Linked DNA regions of Homo sapiens: region 2 is linked to region 1. Evidence: read pairs that join two places in POLR2A ChIA-PET (ENCODE). Cell type or tissue: OCI-LY7. All regions are shown on one strand. Links, peaks and the distances in the headings refer to the core of each region. The heading gives the core; the rest is flanking DNA. Region 1 overlaps SPAG9 (sperm associated antigen 9). Region 2 overlaps SPAG9 (sperm associated antigen 9).

Region 1 (16,187 bases), core at 4,845-12,844:
ATCGTTCCAAATATAATGGAAAATTCTCAGTCCTCATCTTACCTTTTAGTAGCATTTATATATTTCAATATATTCAGCTTCTTGAAATACTTCCTTCAGTTTTCTTCCAGGATTCCCCATGGCAAACACACACTGATTTTCTTCACCATTCCTTCTCCATTGCTGGTTTCTCTTCTGCTTTTGGACCTCTAAATGTTGGGGTACTCGTCAGCCCTTCTTTTTACTTAATCTGGGTAGATCAAATTCCATGTCTGTAAATGCCATCTATGCATCAGTGCTCACAAATTTGAATCTACAACTCATATCTCTTCCCTGGACTCTAGACCTCTGCATCTAATTGCTTTTCTTTATAGTTTCCTCACATACATATGCTTTACCTTGCCTAGATTACCACTAGTAAAAATACCCTAATTCAAGGCCAGTGCAAATACCACAGTTTACATGTAGTCTCACTAACGCCCTAGAGACTAACACCCTGTTGATTGTCCTCAAATCGAGTTTGGAGATCAGTTCAAGAAGAAAGCAGAGGAGTTTTGTATTGCTTCATTAACAGGAATTTCGTACCGGGGGACTTCTAGTGAAATTGATAAAAAGAAACTCCTTATATTAAATTATCAAAGCTGTTGCGTTAAAGAGCATATTATAAAAGTGCTATAGGCTGGACAGGTGGCTCGTGCTTGTAGTCTGAGTACTTTGGGAGGCCAAGGCAGGAGGATCACTTGAGTCCAGGAGTTCAAAACCAGCCTGGGCAACGTAGTGGGACTCCGTCTCTTTTTCCTTTTTTTAAAAAAATGTTTATACACACACACACACACACACACACACACACACACACTATATATATATATATATATAAAACACATATATTTACTTATTTTATTTATATATATAATTTTTTTTTTTTATTTGAGATGGAGTCTAGCTTTGTCCCCCAGGCTGGAGTGCAATGGTGCAATCTCGGCTCACTGCAACCTCCACCTCCCAGGTTCAAGTGATTCTCCTGCCTCAGCCTTCCAAGTAGCTGGGATTACAGACGTCCACCACCGTGCCTGGCTAATTTTTGTGTTTTTAGTAGAGACGAGGTTTTGCCATGTTGGCCAGGCTCTTGACCTCAAGTGATCCACCTGCCTCAGCCTCCCAAAGTCCTGGGACTACAGGCTTGAGCCACCGCGCCCGGCCTATTTTTTATGTATTTTTAAAATTTATTCCTCTAGTGTCAAGCGACTCTGTCTCTACAAAATATTTAAAAATCAGCTGGGCATGGTGGTGTGCGCCTCTAGTCACTGCTACTCAGGAGGCACAGGCAGGAGGATCAACTTGAGCCTGGGAGGCTGAGGCTATAGTGAGCCATGATCATGCCACTGCACTGCAGCCTGGGTGACAAAGTCCTTGTCTCAAGAAAAATAATGAATAATAATAGTAATAGTCATGGGCTAAGACTGAGAATGGACAAAATGTTAAGGTGAGACAGTTAATCTTACTGAATTATATTCACAAAGAAGCTACAAATGAAGGAATTGGAAAACAAAAGGCCAAGTATAACCAAGACAGTCCTGAAGAACAGTAAGTATAAGAACTTGCTCTACCAGGTATTAAGATTTACTATAAAGCGTAATTATTAAGGTGGTATAGTATTGCTTCATCTTCCCTTTCTCTTTCCTTTCTGCACAATTTAGTTCTAAAGCCACCAGGCAGGGCAGAGGAAGGTAAGGCTTTCCATGGTGCTTAGGAGCAGGGGTGGGGTTGTTATCATAACCTAAGCAAAGTTACAAGGGTAATCCATATGGGGTAGCCTGGTGTAGAGAGTCAGGGCCCCAGCAACATTAAGGACATCCCTGCAGGATGGCAGCCAGGCTTGGGGGTACAAGACCCTAAACAGGATGATGAGAGCCTCCCCAAGGAGAGGTCCCAGGTATAGAGTGTCAGAGCCTGAGCAGATGAGGAAGGCAGCATCTGTGTGTGGTAGGGGGAGAGGGGGCTGGAGTGGAGAAGAAAGAAGATGCATGGGAAAAGAAGGGCATTAGTGGAGGGCTGTAGTGGCAGAGAAGAGAGACCGTAAGAGACTTGAGCGCTGAAAGTCGAGGCACAAAGGGAGTTTTAGAATGGAAGAAGATGTCAGCAGGGTCAGCTGGTGTGGGGAAGTCAAGTAGAATGAGGACTGAATTTGTAAATTTATAGGTGTAGATTTGAGCAGTTTAAGTTGTAGGGCCAGTAACAGGAGTAACTGTAAATCATAAAAAGAGGAAATAACATGTGTAGACTACTCAAAATGGTGATTGTGGTGGGAGGAGAGAAAAAGGATAACTTGAGGTGGAGATTGGCAGAGCAGAGGGAAAAGTATAGAATGGGAGAGACTGGGTTGTTGCTATGCTTACAAGAAGGGTTCAATAGAGAGAAAAATTGAAGACAAGGGAGTGAAGAAAGATAATTGATGTATCAGAATCTTAGAAGAAGGGCAGAGGGGAAGGGATCACATATCCCAGCTGCAATTCAGATCTCCTTCGTTGCTGAGACAGCTTCATTTTTCCTAGTCTTTTGCTGTTACAAATAATACTGTGGTAAATAACCATCCAAGGCCTAGAAAGCATCATGAAAATTATATGGCTGGCATAGAACATGCACACACATGTATGCATGTGTATACATATGTACTCCAAAAAAGTATTTTTTTCTTTGAAGAGCATCCTTGGTTGTTGATTATTAGTAGAATGTGACCTTTAGATCTGAGAAAAGCAATTTTAACTAACTAAACCAATTGGATAGACACCTACTTGTGAAAATTTTAGAGAGTTCTCATAAAATCACATGACTTGTGATACTTTAGTAAACTGCTGTGAGAAGCTCTTGTTAGCAGAGTTTGGTATGTAAAGCCAGTCAATGTGTGCTGCATTCTTCAGGGGATGTGCTTAGCATGCAGAACAGGAAATGTCTAAACAGAGCCAGCATTCTTGTTGAGAGAATTTTCCATCCTCCTCCATTTGTGGTTAAGTTCTGAAATTGTTCCTATTTCTTTAGTTTCTACAAGCTTTAATCTCTATAGTAGTTGAATCATATCTATTGTTATTTGCAATTCCTATTATAAAATGCATATGTAATTTAAAAAGTTAAAGTTCGCAGTTTTAAATAACTTTTTTGAAGTAATTTTAGACTTACAGAAAAGTTGCAAAAATAGTGCAGAGTTCCATATACCCTTCACGCAGCATCCCCTGATGTTAACTAACCATAATACAATCATCAAAGCTATGAAATTAACTTTGGTACAATACTGTTAGGTAAACCTGTATTCGAGTTTTACCAGTTTTTCCACTAATATCCTTTTTCCCTTCCAGAATCCAGCCCAGGATCCCATATTGCTTTTTTAAAAAAAATTTTTATTACAGACAGGGCCTCACTATGTTGCCCAGGTTGGTCTCAAACTCCTGGCCTCAGGTAATCCTCCTGTCTCAGTCTGCCAAAGTGCAGGGATTATAGGCATGAACCAGCACACCTGGCTTCCACATTGCCTTTGTACATTATGTCTCGCCAGTGTTCCCAGTGTGTAACAGTTCCTCAGTCTTGTCTTGTCTTTCATGACCTTGAGACTTTTGAAGAGTACTGGTTAGTTGTTTTGTAGAATGTCTCTCCCTTTGGGCTTCTCTGATTTCTCATTATTAGATTGAGGTTATGTATTTTTGGCGAGAATATAACAGAATCTAGTATCTTGGTGTGGATATACTTTGAGACTGTGCAGATACCCTGTTTCTGCTCAAACTTTCATTCACTGATTTTAGCATCCACAGTGGATTTTGCCTACAACAATTATTAGTAAAATATTGCTAATAGTTATTTTCTATTTTCTTCATTCTACATTTATTAATTGGAATTCTTCTATCAGGGAGAGTTGTCTTCTTCCCTCCTTCCCTCCAGTCCAGTTTGAATTCAAGGGATATATACATATATTATTCTGTGGGCTATGCGAACCTATCATTTCTTTGGTTTCTCAAATTTTTCTAGCTTTGGACATTGAGAGCTCTTTCAGGTTGGCTCCTGTGCTCTTTTGACATACCCCATCCTTTTTTGAATGCTTTCTTCCTTATTGGCACCATAAGATGCTCTAAGCTGTTGTATTTTCCCTGCCCCACTCTTAAAAATTGGACTACTTCTCAAAGGAGCTCTGGCACATTTTTTGGGAGAAGTGTATTTAGGAACCAAGATCTAGGCATTATTCATTCATTTACTTCTGGTTTGGGTTTTTCCATTAGTTTATACCTCCTTTATAGAATTTTGTATTAGTGTGCCTACTAGGGTAAAATAAAAGTAGAGTTTTAAGAAAAAAATGGATTATGTGTTGTAATATTTCATATTGTTTTGTTTATGACAGTGGATAAGGAATTTGTTCTATAAACTCAATTTTTGCTTATAAGCTTTTTTCCTCACATATATCTTCATGTGATAACTTTAGGAACCACCTATAGGTGACTGTTAGGGTTTGGAAGGAAAAAAAGGGTAAAGATTCTATTGTGTTGTATGTTGACCAAGATGCCTATTATGTATGTTGAGAATAGAAACTGATAAAGATGTAAATAAGCAGCACTTTCAAAATGGCGGTGTTTAAAGCTTGTATTTTAAATGTGACTTCATCTGAGGTAATTGGCACATAGGTATTTATTAATACTTACATTTACTGTTTAAACAGACTTTTAGAATAGGAGAAGTTGTTTAACATTTTCTACTGAAAAAATTACCTTTTTCACTCAAAAAAATTTATTGATGCTCACTGTGTTAGGCACAATGCCATGTACTAGAAATGTTGTTAAGGTGCTCAGAGGTCCAAATATTTTCTAAAAGAGGCCTTTATAATTTCTTTTAAAAAGTTATTTTACTACTCAGGAGGCTGAGGTGAGAAGACTGCTTGAAGCCACGAATTCCAGGTTGCAGTTCACTGTAATGGTACCTGTGAATAGCCACGGCACTTCAGCCTGGGCAATATCGCAAGATCCTGTGTCTAAAAAATTATATTAATTCAGTTTCACAATTTTTAGTAATACTGAAGAATGTGGAGTAGGAATGGGAAGTTTCTTCAACCCTAAATTTCATTTTTTCCCCCAGTCATTGTAAATAGTTGATGTATCCTTGGCCTTTTTCTTTACAGGTGCACATAGATATAATATCTTTTTAAGATAAGTGGGTTTATAAGTGTTTTCCTGCTGCTTGCTTTTTTTTTTTTTTTTCATTTAATGACATAGCTTGACAATCTTTCTACTTTTATATAGAGAGAGCTACCCAAGTTTTTACCTAGTTTTTGATGAAGAGAATGATTAAAGATGATGAGAATCTAGAATCAAAGATCTTATAAATAAACATTAAGTGCTCTTACCACCAAAAAAAGTATGACGTGCTAGATATGTTTATTGGCTTGACTGTGGTGATTGTTTCACAATGTGTATTAAAAAAATCACCTTAACTATATGCTGTATTTGTCAGTTATATCTCAATAAAGCTAGGGGAAAAAAAAAAACCACATCTGTTAAAGAAGAGGCAGTCTGATTCCTACAAAGTGAATCATGCCTTGTTAATCTGTGTATTTTGTATTTTTTATTTTTTTTTGAGATGGAGTTTCGCTCTTGTTGCCCAGGATGTAGTGCAATGGCGTGATCTCGGCTCACTGCAACCTCCTCCTCCTGGGTTCAAGCGATTCTCCTGCCTCAGCCTCCAGAGCAGCTGGGATTACAGGAGCCCGCCACAACGCCCAGCTAGTTTTGTATTTTTAGTAGAGACAAGTTTCTCCATGTTGGTCAGGCTGGCCTTGGACTCCCGACCTCAGGTGATCCACCTGCCTTAGCCTCCCAAAGTGCTGGGATTACAGGTGTGTGCCACTGCGGCCGGCCTAATCTGTGTATTTTTAAGGGCATAACTGAGAGCTAGCAGCCTTTCAAAAAGACTTTGATGAATTTCCAGACCAAGAGTATTTGAAACTGTTGCTTTGTATTTAAGAGAAACACATCCGTCTCATAGAGGGAAAATGTATAGATAGAAATAAAGAATATGAATAAATAGATTTTTATGAAAAAGGATTTGGGACTGGGCACATGGCTCATGCCTGTAATCCCAGCACTTTGGGAGGCCAAGGAAGATGGATCACTTGAGCCCAGGAGTTCAAGACCAGCCTGGGCAACAAGGCGATACCAAATCTCTACTAAAAATACAAAAATTTATCCAGGCATGGTGGGGTACACTTGTAGTCCCAGCTACTTGGGAGGCTGAGGTGGGAGAATCACCTGAATCCTGCGAAGTTGAGGCTGCAGCAAGCCGTGATCGTGTCACTGCACTCCAGCCTGGACGACAGGAGTGAGACCGTGTCTCAAAAAAAATAAGAAAAAGGATTTGGATTTTGGTGATCCTTTGATCATTAGTGTTATCTAACTAATTCAGAAATGATAGAAGGAGGTGTGATAAACATTTCTGAGTATGCTGCACTGGATTATTAGCATGTTAAATAGTCAAAGGGACTGGAATAAACATCAGGAAGATTTCATAAAGTGGTGTAAGTAGAAAAAAAAGGTTAAACAATGAGCTGCATGTTGATAAGTATAAGACACTGATCCAAGTGGTGGCTTCTGAACCATGATATTACTTAAACTAGAGTGTTAAGGTCAGCTTAAGTCAAAATAAAACAAAGCTTCCAAACCCTCATTTTAAACACAGTAGATAATAGATGAATCTTGTATCTTGGGAGATAGTACAAGCCAAAGTTACAGCTGTGTTAAAACCTAGTAAACACATAATTTTTTTCTCTTTTATAATCTTCCCTCTTCCTAGGTCAGCAATAGTCCTGAACCTCAGAAGGCTGTAGAACAGGAGGTGAGAATGGTGCTTCTTAACATTTTGCAAAAAGTATACTAAAGTGATTAACTATTGATTACTTCCTCAACTGCTATTCTCAAGACATCAGATGCTCAGCTTGGAAGACTATTGTTGTAATTCACTGAAATATAAAAGAAAATTATTTCCACTGTAGTGGTTGTCAGGGCTTTACTGCAATCTGTAATTTATTCCTTCCCCAAAGTAAGCATTTTTAAATAAAGGAAAGAAAATATAAGTAAATTCTGTGAAATTCAGCCTGTTTGCATTTATCCAGCTCTATGTAATGGTATACTTTCCAGAAATACCTTCTTCAGGGCATAATGTATGTAACTTGTATTTGTCCTGAATGTGGCCTAGTGTGTCATCTTACAGTGGACTGCTTCCTTAGTTTAATAGAGTTCTTCATCTCCAGTCAGGGCACCATCCAGCTTTATTCATCAAACATCTGTTAAGAGCCTACTACAGGCCAGGTGTGGTGGCTCATGCCTGAAATCCCAGCACTCTGCCCAGGCAGGCGGATCACTTGGTCAGGAGTAGGAGTTCAAGACCAGCATGGCCAGTATGGTGAAATCTTGTCTCTACTAAAAATACAAAAATCAGCCAGGCATGGTGGCAGACACCTGTAATCCCAGGTACTTAGGAGTCTGAGGCAGGAGAATTGCTTGAACCCGGGAGGTGGAGGTTGCAGTGAGCTAAGATGGTGCCACTGCCTTCCAGCCTGGGCAACACAGCGAGACTCCATCTCAAAAAAAAAAAAAAAAAAAGCCTGCTACATGTCAGGCTTGATATGCTGGGCACTGGGGATAACAGGATATCTGTGACTTTCTCCTACGTGCTAGGTCAGGGGTTGACCTGGGTCCATGGAAGCCCTCTAGCATCAACAGTGAAACAGTATCCTCTTCCTTTGAAATATACTCAGAGTTAGGACATTCATACCTTTCCTTTAATAATTTGAATTCTCTTGAAGCTACCATTCTGTTTACACTTAGATGGATTTTACCTAAATGTGAGTATCTAGAGTTAAGGTTTTTAGTGTTTCCTTTGGGTCACAGACTCTTAGGAGTCAAATTATTTGAAACTCTCCAGAAGAATGTATGTACACACCATTTTGTAACTCTTTTATGCCACATAGCTGTAAATCAAAAGAGTTTTAAGAACCAATGCTTTAGAGACTTACTTTTACTTGGGGAGAAAGAAATGTAGGTATAAAAGTATATTTGTGTTAATAGTGAGGGATCCTATGTGGGGCTAGTTACTTGTTTGTAGTTTTGTCTTTATTTTCATTTGGCTTAAAACCCTCAAATCTAAGAGACAAACTTAGGTAGCAGAGTTGCTTGCCTTTATATGACTTATTTCAGAAGTTAGGCTACTCAGGAAAACACTACATTGGCATGTAGTGTCTGTAAGTTGAACTGAATGGGATAATTCATTTTCTCTAGTTGTAAACATAGTTTATAGTCTGTTAGAAAATAGTTATGCTGCAATGCCAGATAATCCATGACATATATATTCTGTATAGCACTAAGCACATGGTGCATTTGGTAAATGGAACAACTGAAAATATTTTGAAGAGCTTATAGACTTTTAGCCTGATATTTAAAACCCATAAGAAAATGGCACAAAGACCAGATTGCTTTTACTGCAGTATCTCAAGTGAAACTGAAAGTAATGACGTTTATTTTGTGTGTGTGGTAAAAACACATAAAAATTACCATCTTATGACCTCTGATGTGGTCTCCACAGGGAGGAAAAAAATGACCATTTTAACCATTTTTAAGTATATAGTTCAATAGTGTAAGTATACAGTTCAATAGTGTTATGTATATTCATATTATTGTAAAACAGCACCAGAGCTTTTTCATCTTGCAAATCTAAAACTCTGCACTCATTAAATAATAACTTCCTTTCCAACTACTGTAGCCCCGGAAACTACCATTTTACTTTATGTTTCTATGAATTTGATGTCACATATTAAATACCGCACATAAATAGAATTATGTAGTGTTTGTCTTTTTGAGACTGGCTTATTTCATTTAGCATAATGTCCTCAAGGTTCATTCATGTTATAGCATGTGACAGAATTCCCTTCCTTTTTAAGGCTGAGTAATATTTATTTGATTGTATGTGTACACCATATTTTGTTTATTTATTTGTTAATGGACATTTGGGTTGGTTTCACCTTATGGCTGTTACGAATAATGCTTTTGTGAATACATACCCAGAAGTGAGATTGCTGGATGATATGGTAGTTCTATTTTTAATGTTTTTAGGAACTTTCATACTGTTTTCCAGAGTGGTTGCATCATTTTACAATCCTACCAACAATGCACAAGTGTCTAATGTATTCACATCCTCTTTTTCTTGATAGTGGTCATCCTGATGGGGGCCAGGTGATGATATCTCATTGTGGTTTTGATTTGCATTTCTCCAGTGATTAGTGGTGTTGATCATCATTTTATATGCTTTTTGGCCATTTGTGTTACATCTATTTTTTTTCAAAGCACAATTTAAATATGCACAGACATGCCATTCTTTTATATGCACTTCCAAATCTTGTACTAGCTTTTTGTGAACATTCTCTAGTGACATGTACACCTATGATGTGGCAGTTCCCTAAAGGCTCTAAAGGGGAAAATGGGGCTATAAAATAAATATGTTAGAAAGAGACTTGATGACTGCGTAAGTCTCCATGTTTGCCACCACTCATGCCATTGAAAAAGATATCTTAATGATGTCAGACAATAGGATTTGATAGGCTAGTGGTCATTTGCAGTCAAGAGTATTAGCCAAAACAGCACAACCTGGCAAGTGACCTGTAAAGTCTAATATAAAATAGGAATTTGCAGTGTCAAGAAGCCACAGATTGAATGTGAAATGACAGCATGCAACTCCCCTGGAACTTTATGTTGAATGATTCATAATAAATGCTTTTCAATTAGGACCTCTTAAGAATTTTCCCTTGTTTGCATACATAGTCATGTGTCGCTTAACAACAGAGATACATTCTGAGAAATGTGTACTTAGGTGATTTTGTTGTAGGAACATCATAGAGTGAATTTACCCAAACCTAGACAGTATAGCTTACTACACACCTGAACTATATGGTATGGCCTGTTGCTCTTAGGCTGCAACCTGTGCAGCATGTACTGAATATTGTAGGCAGTTGTAACACAGTGGTAACTATTTTGTGTACCTAAACATAGAAAAGATACAGTAAAAATACAATATGAAAAATTTAAAATGGTATACCTCTATAGGGCACTTACCATGGATGGAGTTTGCAGGACTGCAAATGCTCTTGGTGAGTCAGTGAGTGAGCAGTGAGTGAATATGAAGGCCTAGAGCATTACTGGACATTACTGTAGACTTTATAAAATGCTGTCCACTTAAACTATACTACATTTATTTAATTTTTTTCTTCAATAATAAATTAACCTTAGCTTACTGTAACTTATTTACTTTATAAACTTTAAATTTTTTTACCTTTTTGATTTTTTTGTAATAATGTTTAGCTTAAAACACAAACACATTGTATAGCTCTATGAAAATATTTTCTTTATATCCTTATTCTATAAGCTTTTATCTATTTAAAAAAAATTTTTTTTTTTTTTGCTTTTTAAACTTTTTTGTTAAAAACCAAGACACACACATATTATTAGCCTTGGCCTACACAGGGTCAGGATCATCAATGTCAGTATCTTCCACCTCCACATCTTGTCCCACTGGAAAGTTTTCAGGAGCAATGACACACATGGAGCTATCACCTCCTATGATGACAGTGCCTTCTTCTAGAGTACTTCCTGAAGGACCTACCTGAGGCTGTTTTATAGTTAACTTTATTATTATTTTTAAGTAGAAGGAGGAGTATACTTTAAAATAACAATGAAAATTTTAGTAAATACATAAACCAGTGACATAATTGTTTATCATTATCAAGTATTATGTACTGTATAGAATTGCATGTACTATACTTTTATACACCTGGCAGTGCAATAGTTTTGTTAACACACTAGGGCATTGCACTGGGATATTATGACAGTTGCAACATCACTGGGCAACAAGAATTTTTCAGCTTCATTTTAATCTTATGGGACCACCACTATATATGCTGTATGCTGTCTATTATTGACCAAAATGTCATTATGCAGATGTGGCACATGATCGTATTATCTTATGAGTGTACTGTTGACCAAAAGTAGTATATTTTAATTTTTAACAGGTCAATGATTTTTTTTTTTTTTTTGAGACAAGGTCTTGCTCTGTTGTCCAGGCTGGAGCGCAGTGGTATGATCTTGGCTCACTGCAACCTCTTCCCCCTTCTGGATTCAAGTGATTCTCGTGCCTCAGCCGCCCAGGTAGCTGGGACTACAGGCATATGCCACTACACCCAGCTAATTTTTGTATTTTTAGTAGAGATGAGTTTTCACCATGTTGGCCAGGCTGGTCTCAAACTTCTGACCTCAAGTGATCCACCTGTCTTGGCCTCCCAAAGGGCTGTGATTACACACATGAGCCACTGTGCTTAGCCTCATTCTGTCTTTAGTTGGAGGCAGTTAGTGAGGTATAATGCAAGAATATTGTGCCCCTGGCCAAATACTTTGTCCGATTTCCCATCTAAGTGCTTTTCTGCTAATCTTAGAAGCTTTATGTCACCACTGCCTGGGATACCAAGAAGAAAGACCTCTTTCAAAAATGGTTTCCCGGCCGGGCGCAGTGGCTCACATCTCTAAACCCAGCACTTTGGGAGGCTGAGGCAGGCGGATCACCTGAGGTCAGGAGTTCGAGACCAGCCTGACCAACATGGAGAAACCTCGTCTCTACTAAAAATACAAAATTAGCTGGGCATGGTGGCGCATGCCTGTAATCCCAGCTACTCGGGAGGCTGAGGCAGGAGAATCACTTGAACCTGGGAGGCAGAGGTTGCGGTGAGCCAAGATTGCGCCATTGCACTACAGCCTGGGGCAACAAGAGCGAAACTTCGTCTCAAAAAAAAAAAAAAAAAAGAAAAGAAAAAGAAAAGGGCTCAACCCCTAAAATCAGAGCTTTTCCCTTCTCAGCTCTCATGCTGTATCTCTGGGATCTAGTTGTCAGAAATATAGCCCACACATTGGGCTATTTTAAAGAGTGTAAAATATTTTTATGTGGTAAGTATAAAAGGGAAGTAAGTTACATATAAGTAAATTTCATTTTATTTGGATAGCCTAGGATAAATTTAAAACATAATTTTCTTCTAAGTAGATCTAAATTAACCACTTCCTTGTAGCCTGAAACCTTGGGATTGCTGAGGTATCATGGTCCCTTTCCTGTTTTAGGTTCAGCTCTCTCCTGGTTATTTTTTTTTTTTTTTTTTTTTTTTTCTCTTTTCACCCCATGATATCTAGACTGTCTCCTGGTTATTTTATTTCATGCTCCCAGATCCACAAATGAATTTGGAAAGTAGGCCTTTGCCACACTTCATATGTTGTGAACTTTTAAATTACTAAATACAATTTTTTCTGAGGTGAAAATAACCTGCCTTTTGTGGGGAGTGGGGGACTGGAATAATAAGGAGGAAGAAGAAATAATTTCTCTATATTTAAGAGGTAAATGAGAATTCCAAGATTGACCTCAAATTATTTATTTTTGACATAGTTTCAAAGGCATATCACTTTCTCATATAGATGAACTCAATATTCTCTAGGGCTTTCTGAATCCGCCGTCTTAATGGGTTTTAAGTGCTTTCATCAACACTGTTTATCAGAAATACAGACTGTTTATTTTATATTTTTTAATGTGTGTTACGTTTGAAACTTTTAAAGAATGAGAATTCATGTACATGATAACATGGGTGCAATCTGAGCTCACTGCAGCCTCTGCCTCCTGGGTTCAAGCGATTCTCATGCTTTAGCATTCCTCGTAGCTGGAACTACAGGCGTGCACCACCATGCTGGGCTAATTTTTGGCATTTTTAGTAGAGACAGTGTTTCACCAGGTTTCCCAGGCTGATCTCAAACTCCTGGGCTCAAGTGATATGCCCACCTCAACCTCTCAAAGTGCTGGGATTACAGGCATGAGCCGACCGTGTCCAGCCAAATACCACTTATTTTTTAATCGAGTATACATCAAAGCAAAGACAATGCAAATGGTGCTCAGAGGGACTTGTAGTTGTTTTCACTATCAATCTCTTTGGCTCCAGAGGTGTTAAATACTGTCAGTTTTTTTTTTTTTTAATTAATACTGTCAGTCTTTTTGACTCAACTCCAAACAAATGAATTTGCTGGAATTAGTAGGTTTCTATCAGATACTTTTATATTTTATATTGGGTGCCAGTTACCAATTCAAGAAAATAGCATTTTTTTTTTTTTTTTTTTTTTTTTTTTTTGAGACAGAGTCTCACCCTGTCACCAGACTGGAGTGTGGTGGCACAATTTTGGCTCACTGCAGCCTCCGTCTCCTGGGTTCAATGATTCCTCTGCCTCAGCCTCCTGAGTACCTGGGATTACAGGCATGTGCCACCATGCCTGGCTAATTTTTGTATTTTTAGTAGAGACGGGGTTTCCCCATGTTGGCCAAGCTGGTCTGGAACTCCTGACCTCAACTAATCCACCTATCTCGGCCTTCCAAAGTGCTGGGATTACAGGCGTGAGCCACTGCACCTGGCCAATTTTTTTTTTTTTTTTGAGATGAAGTCTTGCTCTGTTGCCCAAGCTGGAGTGCAGTGGCGCAATCTTGCCTCACTGAAACCTCTGCCTCCTGGGTTCAAGCGATTCTCCTGCCTCAGCCTTTTTTATTTTATTGTGGTAAGAACATTTAATATGAGATCTACCCTCTAAAAATTTTAAGTGTACAATACATTATTATTGTTTTATGTGATGGGATCTTGCTGTGTTGCCCAGGCCATTCAAGCGATTCTTGTGCCTCAGCCTCCGAAGTAGCTGGGATTACAGGCATACATGAAGTATTGTACAATTTTTTTTTTTTTTTTGAGACAGAGTCTTGCTCTTTTTGCCCAGACTGGAGTGCAATGGTGCAATCTCAGCTTACTGCAACCTTTGCCTCCTGGGTTCAAGTGATTCTCCTGCCTCAGCCTCGCTAATAGCTGGGATTACAGACGTGTGCCGCCACGCCCGGCTGATTTAGAGACGGAGTTTCTCCATGTTGGCCAGGCTTGTCTCGAACTCTTGACCTCAGGTGATCTGCCTGCCTCGTCCTCCCAAAGTGCTGGGATTACAGGCATGAGCCACCACGCTTGGCCAAAGTATTGTACTCTTAACATGGATATGCTATTTTATTTTTATATGTTGTGTAAAATATATTGTACAATATATTATAATTAATATGTACAATATACTGTAATTAATAGTGATACAGTATTGCAACTGCCATTAAAATGATGTTGACATCAGTGTGTAATTTTATCACTAATGCTTTTCCTTTTTTGGAGAGAGTCTCGCTCTATCCCCCAGGCTGGAGTGCGGTGGTGCGATCTCAGCTCACTGCAACCTCTGCCTCCCGGGTAGCTGGAATTACAGGCACCTGCCACCATGCCTAATTTTTGTGTTTTTAGTAGATTACGGGTTTCGCCATGTTGGCCAGGCTGGTCTCAAACTCCTGACCTCAGGTGATCCGCCTGCCTGGGCCTCCCAAAATGTCGGGATTTCAGGCGTGAGCCACCGAGCCTGGCTGCTAATGCCTTTCGTATTGTATTTTCAAATTTTCTATTTAGAAAAATCGGCTGGGCGCAATGGCTCACGCCTGTAATCCCAGCACTTTGGGAGGCTGAGGCCAGCAGATCGCTTGAGGCCAGGCATCTGAGACCAGCCTGGGCAGCGTGGCAAAACTCCGTCTGTACCAAAAATACAAAAAATTAGTGGGGCATGGTGACGCACGCCGGTAATCATAGGTGCTCAGGGGACTGAGGCACGAGAATCGCTTGAGCCTGGAAGGTGGAGGTTGCATTGAGCTGAGATTATGCCACTGCACTCCAGCCTGGGTGACAAGAACGAGACTCTGTCTTAGAAAAAAAAGAAGAATTTCATGTACGCCTGGAAAAATACGATTTACTTAAATATTTCCCAATTATTTGCAGAGGAGCTAGAGAGATTATTTATTGATAATCGGTGACTCTTTATTGCCTTTTAAAAAAATTGTGACTTTCTCTGGGCAAATTTATTTCTTAACCAATTTTTAAAGTACTTTAGAATAAATTACTCAATTAAAATTTCTTTTAAATTACTTCTATTTGTAGGTTGAACTTTCTGATGTTAGCCAAGGTGGATCTAAAGCTACCACTTCAGCATCAATAGCTAAATCGATGTGGCAATAATTCCTGCTGATACTCCCTTAAGGGAATTATATATAGTATATATAATTTATAATTAAAATATTATAAATTAATAAATTATAAAAATATATAATTATGTATTATAATTATACTAATAGTTACTATTATAATAGTTATAAATTATAAAAATATATAATTATGTATTTAGAATTATACAAATAGTTACTATTATAATAATAGTTAATATTTTAAATTCTTAGTATGTGTGAAACACATTGCTAAGCCATAATGTAGAATAACTTAATAAGAATCTTAAGAAGTAGATACTGTTATCTATATTTTACAGATGATAAAACAAAGGTTTAGAAAGAATACATTACTTACCCAAGGTCATACATTTAGTGAATGATAAATTCACTTAATTTACCCTAACCCTGATTTATTATTATTATTATTATTATTATTATTATTTTGAGATGGAGTTTCACTCTTGTTGCCCAGACTGGATGCGATCTCAGCTCACTGCAACCTCTGCCTCCCGGGTTCAAGTGTTTCTCCTGCCTCAGCCTCCCGAGTAGCTGGAATTGCAGGCATGCGCCACCATGCCCGGCTAATTTTTTGTATTTTTAGTAGAGACAGGGTTTCTCCATGTTTGTCAGGCTGGTCTTGAACTCCCGACCTCAGGTGATCCGCCTGCCTCGGCCTCCAAAAGTGTTGGGATTACAGGCGTGAGCCACTGCACCCGGCCTATTGTTATTATTATTATTATTATTATTATTATTAGTGGTGGTGGCTGTAAACTTTTTGTCAGTTTCTCTTTTCTTAAAACCTGGGTGCTCCAAAAGAACTGCTTCATTTTTGATAGCCACTGGACAATTGTTTATAATTATTTTGGAGCTGCAAACCCCTTTGAATATCTGATAAAAGCTATGATTCTTTTCCCAGAGAAATACATTGTACACAAATTTTTGCATACAATTTCAATTTGCATATACCTCTTGAAACCTATCTGTAGATCCTATAATAGTGATCAAATTTCAATGAGTATGTAACTCACCTGGATTGCTTGTTAAAATATAGA
Region 2 (11,124 bases), core at 335-8,334, 83 kb before region 1:
GACAAGGTCTCACTGTGTTGCCCAGTCTGGTCTGGAACTCCTGGGCTCAAGTGATCCTCCTGCCTTGTGGATCCTGCCAAAGTGTTGGGACTTACAGGGGTGAGCCACTGTGCCCCAGCCCAGTGATTTTTTAAAATAAAAATCTGGATACAAAATGATCTGGAGAGAGAGGTTATAACTGGGTATGTTAGGGTTTTTCTGCAACTTCTGATTCTTTTAAAACAGGCATGATTTGCTGTAACTTTTAAAAAAGGGCCAGGTGTGGTGGCTCACATCTATAGTCCCAGCACTTTGGGAGGCCGAGGCAGATGGATCACTTGAGGTCAGGAGTGTGGGACCAGCCTCGCCAACATGATGAAACCCTGTCTGTACTAAAAATACAAAAATTATCTGGGTGTGGTGGTGGGTGCCTGTAATCCCAGCTACTGGGGAGGCTGATGCAGAAGAATTGCTTGAACCCGGGAGATGGAGGTTGCAGTGAGCTGGGATCGTGCCTCTGTACTCCAGCCTGGGCAGTAGAGTGAGACTACCTCTCAAAAAAGAAAAAAGAAAAAAAAAAGAAACTTCTGAAAAGTAGACATACGAGTTTAAAGAACCTTTAGGAATTTAGTTCTTAGTGATTCTGTGGGTCTTTTATGTTATCACTGTTATTCTCAAAGTGAGAGCTCATTTAGCATCATTCAGTAGAGGGAGATTACACATAAAAACGAAGAGGCATTGTCTTCCTTCCTTTTCTTTTTCTTTTCTTTTCTTTTCTTTTCTTTTTTTTTGAGATGGAGTTTCTCTTGTTGCCCAGGCTAGAGTGCAATGGTGCCATCTCGGCTCACTGCAACCTTCGCCTCCTGGGTTCAAACAGTTCTCCTGCCTCAGCCTCTCAAGTAGCTGGGATTACAGGCATGCGCCACCACGCCTGGCTAATTTTGTATTTTTAGTGGAGTTGGGGTTTCTGCATGTTGGTCAGGCTGGTCTTGAACTCCTGACCTCAGGTGATCCGCCCGCCTTGGCCTCCTAAAGTGCTGGGATTGCCACTGTGAACCACCGCGCCTGGCTCCTTCCCTCCTTTTTGAGATAGACTCATACATGCAGAGAATGGACTGAAGAGAGAATATCTTTACTGGGAATGGATTATGTGATTTTGTGTCTGCTTTTTTGTGGCCTTTTGCTTTAAAAAAAAAAAAAAAAGGATGAGTTCAAGCCTGGGCAACGTAGTGAGACCCCTCTTCCCCAAAAACCATAAAAAAAATTAGTTGGGTGTGATGGTGTGAGCCTGTAGTCCTAGCTACTCAGGAGGCTAAGGCAGGAGGATCACTTAAGCCCAGGAGTTTGAGACTGCAGTGAGTTATCATGGCCACGGCACTCCAGCCTTGACAACAGGGCAAGACCCTGTTTCTTACCAAAAAACAAAACAATAGGATGACTGAATGCAGAGGTGAGAGACACTACTGAGAATTTTCTAACTTGTTCCCATGGAATCAGCACTTAAAGCAGTAACAAAATGATTTTTGTTTAAATGGAGACTTTTGACACTTCTTGTCTTTGGAAGTGTATGAACATGGGACCCGTAAGACTCATGGGCAGGAAAATAGGTATTGACATTCATTGTTCTTGTTTTAGTGTTCTCATTCATTCATAATTTTTTTTTTTTTTGAGACAGAGTCTCACTCTGTCACCCAGGCTGGAGTGCAGTGGCACTATCCCAGCTCATTGCAACCTCTGCCTCCCAGGTTCAAGCAATTCTCCTGCCTCAGCTGCCTGAGTAGCTGGGATTACAGGTGTGCACCACTACACCCGGCTAATTTTTGTATTTTCAGTAGAGACAGGGTTTCACCATGTTGGCCAGGGTGGTGTAAAACTCCTGACCTCAAGTGATTCATCTGCCTCAACCTCCCAAAGTGCTGGGATTACAGGCGTGAGCCACCACACTTGGCCCACACTTGATATTTTATTTTTTAATTTTATTTATTTTTGAGACTGAGTTTCACGCTCTGTTGCCCAGGCTGGGGTGCAGAGGCACGATCTTGGCTTACTGCAACCTCTGCCTTCTGGATTCAAGCAGTTCTTCTGTCTCAGCCTTCTGAGTAGCTGGGATTATAGGCATGAGCCACCATGCCCAGCTACTTTTTGTATTTTTAGTAGAGATGGGGTTTCACCATGTTAGCCAGGCTGGTCTTGAACTCCTGACCTTGTTATCTGCCTACCTTGGCCTGCCAAAGTGTTGGGATTACAGGCATGAGCCACCATGCCTGGCCCATTTTTTAAAAAATTTATTTTTGAGACAGAGTCTTGTGCTGTCGCCCAGGCTGGAGTGCAGTGGTGCGATCTCAGATCACTGTAACTCCCACCTTCCAGGTTCAAGCAATTCTCCTGCCTCAGCCTCCCTAGTAGTTTGGGATTACAGGCACGCGCCAGCACGCCCGGCTAATTTTTGTAGTTTTAATAGAGAAGGGGTTTCACCATGTTGTCCAGGCTGGTCTCAAACTCTTGACCTCAGGTGATCCCCCTGCCTCGGCCTCCCAAAGTGCTGGGATTACAAGCGTGAGCCACCGCACCTGGCCTAAAAAACACATATTTTAATATTTTTATAGATCTTTTGATTGATTGATTGAGACGAGATCTCACTCTGTTGCCCAGGCCAGAGTGCAGTGGTGTAATCCCGGCTGACTGCAACCTCTGCCTCCTGGGTTCAAGCGATCCTCCCATCTCAACTTCCGGAATAGCTGGGACTACAGGATCATGCCGCCATGCCTGGCTAATTTTTGTATTTTTTGTAGAAATGGGTTTCCCATGTTGCCCAGGCTGATCTTGAATATTTGGGCTCAGACATTCCTCGCACCTCAGCCTCCCAAAGTGCTGTGATTACAGGTGTGAGCCACTGCACCCAACCTATTTTCTTTTGTTGTTGTTGTTTTTTTTTTTTTTGAGATGGGGTCTTGCTTTGCCACCCATGCTGGAGTGCAGTAGCGCGATCTTGGCTCACTGCAACCTCTGCCTCCCGGGTTCAAGCAGTTCTCCTGCCTCATCCTCCTGAGTAGCTGGGACTACAGGTGCTCACAACCACACCTCGCTAACTTTTGTATTTTTAATAGAGATGGGGTTTTACCATGTTGTCCAGGCTGGTATTGAACTCCTAACCTCAGGTGATCCACCTGCCTTGGCCTCCCAAAGTGCTGGGATTACAGGTGTGAGACACTGTGCCCGGCCAACCTATTTGCTTTTTCTTTTCTTTCTTTTTTTTTTTTTTTTTTGATATGGCATTTCACACTTGTTGCCCAGGCTGGAGCGCAATGGTGCGATCTCAGCTCACTGCAACCTCCGCCTCCCAGATACAAAGGATTCTCCTGCCTCAGCCTCCTGAGTAGCTGGGATTACAGGCATGTGCCACCATGGCCAGCTAATTTTGTATTTGTAGTAAAGATGGGGTTTCTCCATGTTGGTCAGGCTGGTCTCGAACTCCCAACCTCAGGTGATCCGCCGGCCTCGGCCTCCCAAAGTGCTGGGATTATGGGTGTGAGCCACCACGCCCGGCAGCGGCCAACATTTTTTCATATTTTTAAAAATACCATTTTTTTTTTCTGAACTGTTTGTTTTTGTGATTTTTTTTTCCTTTGGTTGGGTTTTTTTTTTTTTCTTTTTTTTAGAGATGAGGTTCAGGCTGGAGTGCAGTTGTGCAATCATGGCCCACAGCAGCCTTGACCTCCAGGGCTCAAGTAGATCCCACTTCCTCAGCCTCTGAGCAGCTGTGACTACAGGCATGCGCCACCATGCCTGGCTAATTTTTAATTTTTTTTGTAGAAACAGGGTCTCGTTATGTTATGCAAGCTGAACTCACTATGTTGCCCAGTCTGGTCTGGAACTCCTGGGCTCAAGTGGATCCTCCTGCCTTGTGGATCCTGCCAAAGTTTTTTTTTTTTTTTTTTTTTTTTTTTTGTTGAGACAGAGTCTGGCTCTGTCGCCAGTCTGGAGTGCAGTGGAGTGTCTTGGCTTGCTGCAACCTCCACCACCTGGGTTCAAGCGATTCTCTTGCTTCAGCCTCCTGAGTAGCTGGGACTACAGGCGCGCGCCATCACACCCAGCTAATTTTTGTATTTTTAGTGGAGATGGGGTTTCACCATGTTGGCCAGGATGGTCTTGATCTCGACCTCAAGTCATCTGCCTGCCCCAGCCTCCCAAAGTGCTAGGATTACAGGTGTGAGCCACTGCGCCTGGCCTTTTTTTTTTTTTTTTTTTTGTAGAGATGGGGTCACACTGTGTTGCCCAGGCTTGTCTTGAACTCCTGGCCTCAAGACATTTTCTTACCTCAGCCTCCCAAAGTGTTGGGATTGTAGGTGTGAGCCACCACACCTGGCCATGGTTAACGATTCGAATAATGTTCACACTGCCCCTAGCCAGAGTAGATAGAGATATGCCCCTGCACCTAGTCATTCAGACACTTTCTGAAATGAACAATCTATGTTTGTTTTCTGGCGGGAGTGGGATGGGAAGGGGTATGGTTGTTGCTTTATGAAATAATAATTTGTTAGTTAATTATTACTTAAGCTCCTAAGACATTTTTTTTTAAAGACAAAGACTAGCTCTGGATTAAGACATCTTTTTTTAAATTTGAGATTTCTGAATGTGAATATCTAAATGAGATACCATTATGTGTCCCTGCTGTAGTGACACTCATATTTTTATTTAGTTAAAAATCACAAAAGAACGCTACGCATGGTGGCTCATGCCTGTAATTTCAGCACTTTGGGAGGCCGAGGTGGTGGATTGCCTGAGGTCAGGAGTTCAAGACCAGCCCTGACCAACATGGTGAAACCCCGTCTCTACTAAAAATACAAAAATTAACTGGGCATGGTGGCGGACGCCTGTAATCCAAGCTACTCCGGAGGCAGAGGAAGGAAAATCACTTGTACCTGGGAGGCGGAGGTTGTAGTGAGCCAATATCTTGCCATTGAACTCCAGCCTGAGCTACAGAGTGAGACTGTGTCTTCAAAAGAAAAAACAAAACAAAAAAAAATCACAAAAGAGGACACCAAACTGGGTATAGTACCAAACTGGTTCAGAGGGTAGATTAGTAGATTGACTATTCACTGGATTGCTGAAGTGTGTGCCATAGGTCACACATCCAGTTCTGTGCTTGAGAGAGTACAGGATTCCTGCTTCTTGAAATCTTTACCTTACCTTTAACTACATGCTGCTTACTTATGTTGTACTGAACTTTGCTTCTCAGGAGAACTGATGTTAGAACCTACCCAAGTTATTTTGCTCTGCTCTGCACTCAATGAATACAGCTGTTATCTAAATAAGTTATTAGGTTGTGGTCAGAAATATCTGCATAGACCAGTTTAATAATGTATGTAATGTTATATATATTTAAAAAGCTGTTATTTGGAAATGGGTATATATAAGTTCTGTTTTTTACTTTGAAATCTTGACCAGTGATATTTGATTATTGCTTTGAACATAGCACTGTGTTTTCTTTTCTTTTTTTTTTTGAGACGGAGTCTTGCTCTGTCACCCTGGCTGGAGTGCAGTGGCGGGATCTCGGCTCACTGCAACCTCCGCCTCCTGGATTCAAGCGATTCTCCTGCCTCAGCCTCCCGTGTAGCTGGGACTACAGGCGCCCGCCACCACACCCGGCTAATTTTTTGTATTTTTAGTAGAGATGGGGTTTCACTGCGTTAGCCAGGATGGTCTCAATCTGACCTCGTGATCTGCCCGCCTCGGCCTCCCAAAGTGGTGGGATTACAGGCATGAGCCACCCACCCGGCCATACTGTGTTTTATTTTCTTAAGAATTACAGCATTCAGTAGTTTGGCATAATAGGCACACCCAAAAATGTGTGAGGTGAACCATGGGAATTTATATATTAATGTAATAGAGAAGTACCAAGTTGAGGGTATAGAATTTTATTTTATGTTATTTTTTTCGAGACAAGGTCTGGCCCAGGTTGGAGTGCAGTGGTGCGATCTTGGCTCACTGCAACTGTTGCCTCTTGGGCTCAAGCCATCCTTCCGTCTCAGCCTCCCAAGTAGATGGGACTACAGGTGTACACCACCACGCCCAGCTAATTTTTGATATTTTGTAAAGACGGGTTTCACCATGTTGCCCAGGCTGGTCTCGAATTTGTGAGCTCAAGTGATCTGCCTGCCTCGGCCTCCCAAAGTGCTGGGATTACAAGCGTGAGCCACCACGTCCAGCTAGGGTTTTTTTTTTTTTTTTGTAAGGTTAGTAAACTTTTTCAGTAAATCCACCACCACCCCTCCCAGCTTTTTATTAGGTAAACTTTCAAACATATAGAAAAATGGAAAGTACATTTGTCATTTGTATACCCACTATATAGATTCAGTAGTTGTTGTTTTATTTATCTGTCTGTATATGTGGATGTGTGGGTGTGGATACACATATACACACATACACATATTTAATTGCTGAACCATTTTAAATTGCAGACATACTTTGCCCCTCAGTACTTAACATATTTAAATTACAGACATTATGATACTTTGCCTCTCAGTACTTAACATATTTATCTCCTAAAAAATGAGAATATTCTGCCATATAACCACCATATTATTTACGTTTGAGAACATTTCCAAGGCCGAGTGTAGTAGCTAATGCCTGTAATCCCAGCACTTTGGGAGGCTGAGGTGGGCGGAACACTTGAGCTCATGAGTTGAAGATCAGCCTGGGTAACATAGCAAAACCTTGTCTCTACAAAAAATATAAAAATTAGCGTGGTGTGGTGGTGTGTGCCTATAGTCCCAGCTACTTGGGGGGCCGAGGCAGGAGGATCGCACCAGCCTAGGAAGTCAAGGCTGAGGTAAGATGTGTTCATGCCACTGTGCTCCAGCCTGGGCAACACAGTGAGACTCTGTCAAAAAGAAAAGAAAAGAAAAAAAAGAACCTTTGTAATATCATCTAATATTAATTTGAATTAATTTTTAAGAGCACAGTATGTGTCAGTTATTATATAGCTAACTAGCTTCTTAATATGTTTATAATGAATTAATGAAACTCATCTGGGAGGAAGTGTTTGCATTTTAGTTACTTTTCTATAAGAAATTTAAATTTGAGGCCGGACGCAGTGGCTCACGCCTGTAATCCCAGCACTTTGGAAGGCCGAGGTGGGCAGATCACGAGGTCAAGAGTTCGAGACCAGCCTGACCAACATGGTGAAACCCCGTCTCTACTAAAAATACAAAAATTAGCTGGGCATGGTGGTGTGTGCCTGTAATCCCAGCTACTCCGGAGGCTGAAGCAAGAGAATCACTTGAACCTGGGAGGTGGAGGTTGTGGTGAGCTGAGATCGTGCCACGGCACTCCAGCCTAGGCGACAGAGCAAGACTCCATCTCAAAAAAGAAAAAAGAAAAAGAAAAAGAAATTTAAATGTGAAATATATAAAACGGAATTAAAATTGGCTAATTTTGTTTTAAAATTAGCACATTGGCCAGGCGTGGTGGCTCATGCCTGTAATCTTAGCACTTGGGGAGTCTGAGGCGGGCGGATCACCTGAGGTCAGGAGTTCGAGACCAGCCTGACCAACATGGAGAAACCCTGTCTCTACTAAAAATATAAAAGTAGCTGGGCTTGGTGGTGCACGTCTGTAATCCCAGCTACTCAGGAGGCTGAGGCAGGAGAATCGCTTGAACCCAGGAGGCTGAGGCAGGAGAATCATGTGAACCCGGGAGGTGGAGGTTGCAGTGAGCTGAGATCATGCCATTGCACTCCAGCCTGGGCAACAAGAGCGAAACTTTTGTCTCAAAAAAAAATAAAAATAAATAAATAAAATTATCACATAAAAACTATTATGGACCAGGCACAGTGGCTCATGCTTATAATCTTAGCAGTTTGGGAGGCCAAGGAAGGAGGATAGCTTGAGCCCCAGAGTTCCAGAACAGCCTGGGCAACATAGTGAGACCGTATCTTTACAAAAAATAGAAAAATTAGCCGAGTGTGGTGGTATGCACCTGTGGCTCCAGCTACTTGAGACGCTGAGGTGGGAGGATCCCTTGAGCCCAGGAGGTTGAGGTTGCAATGACCCCTGATTGTGCCACTGCACTCTGGCACACAGCACCACTTGCTCTGGGTGACAGAGCAAGACCCTGTCTCAAAAAGAAAACAAATTATTTTTCCCCTTTTTGAAACTTTGAGATATAGAAATACAGAAAATGACCCTATATTTAATATTTTTGCTAGTAACTATTTTTTTTTTTTTTTTTTGAGACAGTCTTTCGCTTTGTCACCTAGGCTGGAGTGTAGTGGTGCAATTTCATCTCACCACAACCTCTGCCTCCTGGGTTCAAGTGATTCTTGTGCCTCAGCCTTCTGAGTAGCTGGGACTACAGGTGCCTGCCACCACACCCAGCTAATTTTTGTATTTTTAGTAGAGACGGGGTTTTGCCATGTTGACCATGCTGGTCTTGAACTTGCAACCTCAGGTGACCTGCCTGCCTCAGCCTCCCAAAATGCTGGGATAACCAGCACCAGCCACCGCCCCATGGCCATCTTTTTTTTTTTTTTTTCTTAAATCATGTATTTCCAGGATATCTTGTTTCTGACTTGTTTACCTACTCTGCCAGGGTTATAGAGCCTGAGAAATTCTTTTACCTGCTGATAAGATTTCCTCTGGGGTATAGGCCTGGAATTTTTATGATTCTGGATTCTATTACTGCCCCCCTCCCTTTTTTTTTTTGAGACAGTGTCTCATGCTATTGCCCAGGCTGGAGAGCAGTGTTGCAATCAGAGCTCACTGTAGCCTCAACCTCCTGGGCTCAAGCTATCCCCCTACCTTAGCCTCCCAAGTAACTGAGATTATAGTTGTGAGCCACATGCAACATCTATTATTGCCTTTTTTTTTTTTTTAACCTTTTTTTTGATGGAGTCTTGCTGTCGCCCAGGCTGGAGTGCAATGGCATGATCTCGGCTCACTGCAACCTCCACCTCCCGGGTTCAAGCAATTCTCCTGCCTCAGCCTCCCGAGTAGCTGAGAGTATAGGCGCGTGCCACCATGCCCAGCTAATTTTTGTAGTTTTAGTAGAGATGGGGTTTTACCATATTGGCCAGGCTGGTCTCAAACTCCTAACCTTGTGATCTGCCCACCTTGGCCTCCCAAAGTGCTGGGATTACAGGCGTGAGCCACCGTGTCTGACTATTATTGCCCTTTAAAGTGTGTTTTCTCTTGTTCTTCCTGCAGTTTTAATTAAATTAATTAATTTTTTTTGGTAGGGATGGGGGTCAGACTATGTTGCCCAGGCTGGTCTCAAACTCCTGGCCTCAAATGATCTGCCGCCTTGGCCTCCCAAGGTGCTGGGATTGCAGGTGTGAGCCACTGCATCCGGCCTTCCTGCAGTTTCTTTTAAAGAGCTGGACAGGAACTTTATGATTCTCTAGTTCTACCTTATCCCATTCCCCCAAGTAGGTGGAAAGATAAACAGAAACATAGATGCTTAGAAAGAACAAATATTTATTGAGCCAGGCTCTGTTCTTTTTCTTTTTTTTTTTTTTTTGAGATGGAGCACTCGCTCTTGCCCAGGCTAGAGTGCAGTGGCGGGATCTTGGCTCGCTGCAACCTCCGCCTCCCGGGTTCAAGCGATTCTTCTGCCTCAGCCTTCCAAGTAGCTGGGACTACAGGCGTGCACCGCCATGCTTGGCTAATTTTTGTATTTTTAGTAGAGACGGGGTTTCACCATATTAGCCAGGCTGGTCTTGAACTCCTGACCTTGTGATCTGCACACTTCAGCCTCCCAAAGTGCTAGGATTACAGGCGTGAGCCACTGCACCCGGACTTTTTTATTTTTATTTTTAAAAATTAAGACAGAGTCTTGCTCTATTGCCCAGACTGGAGTGCAGTGGCTTGATCTTGGATCACTGCAACCTCCGCCTCCCAGGTTCAAGTGATTTTCCCACCCTAGCTTCCTGAGCAGCTGGGATTACAGGCACCTGCCACCACACCTGGCTAATTTTTGTATTTTTGGTAGAGACAGGGTTTCACCATGTTGGCCAGGCTGGTCTTGAATTCCTGACCTTGAGTGACCCACCTCCCTTGGCCTCCCAAAGTGCTGGGATTACAGGCATGAGCCACCGCGCCTGGCAGAACAAGGCACTGTTCTAAGCCCTGGGGATGTAGCCACTAATGAAACAGACAAGGAAGGTAGCCTATCTTGTCTTGGAGTTTACATTGCAATAAACAATAAGCAAACCAGTTAATTACAGATTGTGATAGATGTGATGGGATAAAGACTAGAGTGGCAGGTACTTTATTTTACTTAAAAATTTTTTTAAATTTTATTTTATCTATTTATTTTGAGACACGGTCTTGCTCTGTCACCCAGGCTGGTGTGCAGTGGAGTGATCATAGCTCACTGCAGCCTCGAATTCCTGGGTTCAAGTGATTCTTTTGCCTCAACCTCCTGAGTAGCTAGGACTACAGGTGTATGCCATCATGCCCAGCTAGTGTGTGTGTGTGTGTGTGTGTGTGTGTGTGTGTGTGTGTGTGTGTGTGTGTAGAGATGGGGGTCTTGCTGTGTTGCCCAGGATGGGCACTTGAACTCCTGGCCTCAAGTGATCCTCCTGCCTCTGCTTCCCAAAGTGCTGGTATTACAGACATGAACCACTGCGCCTGGCCATAATTTTATTTTTTTTAACCAAGCAAGCAGCAGTGAAGAGGTAGGCACTTTAGATGGAACAAACAAGTTAATAAAGGTTAAGCTTTAAGTGTTTTTTCTTTTTCTCTTTTTTTTTGAGACAGCCTGCTCTGTCGCCCAGGCTGGAGTGCAGTGGCGCAATCTCGGCTCACTGCAAGCTCCATCTCCCGGGTTCACGCCATTCTCCTGCCTCAGCCTCCTGAGTAGCTGGGACTACAGGCGCCCGCCACCATGCCCAGCTAATTTTTTTGTATTTTTAGTAGAGACGAGGTTTCACTGTGTTAGCCAGGATGGCCTCGATCTCCTGACCTCGTGATCTGCCCACCTCGCCTCCCAAAGTGCTGGGATTACAGGCTTGAGCCACTGCGCCCGGCCAAGCTTTAAGTGTTTTTTCAAGCTACTGGGGAAGAAAAGGGAAGAAGAAAAGGTTAAGCTGCTCTTTCAGCAAATAATTCATTTCATCTCATAAGATAATTATTTAGATCTGAA

What was found. ChIA-PET counts read pairs that join two places held together with the same protein. Peaks named below come from ENCODE experiments on the same cell type or tissue, not always from the same donor. Only the 100,000 strongest peaks of a DNase experiment are listed, where the experiment ranks them.
Region 2: POLR2A ChIA-PET joins it to region 1 with 10 read pairs; 11 of 35 experiments call an interaction of 5 or more read pairs at or near these places.

The regions. Positions count from the first base shown.
Region 1 is chr17:51,022,334-51,038,520 of GRCh38, reverse strand. SPAG9 (sperm associated antigen 9) reads left to right here. Exons shown (of 30, transcript NM_001130528.3): 6 at 6,799-6,840. Among named protein-coding and RNA genes, the nearest start is that of SPAG9, 90 kb to the left of the region's middle. In OCI-LY7, for the core only: no CTCF peak of the experiment used is centred there; a DNase peak (open chromatin) is centred at 8,490; H3K4me3 peaks cover 574 bases; H3K27ac peaks cover 525 bases.
Region 2 is chr17:51,105,475-51,116,598 of GRCh38, reverse strand. All of the region lies in intron 1 of SPAG9 (sperm associated antigen 9), which reads left to right. Among named protein-coding and RNA genes, the nearest start is that of SPAG9, 9.8 kb to the left of the region's middle. In OCI-LY7, for the core only: no CTCF peak of the experiment used is centred there; a DNase peak (open chromatin) is centred at 3,718.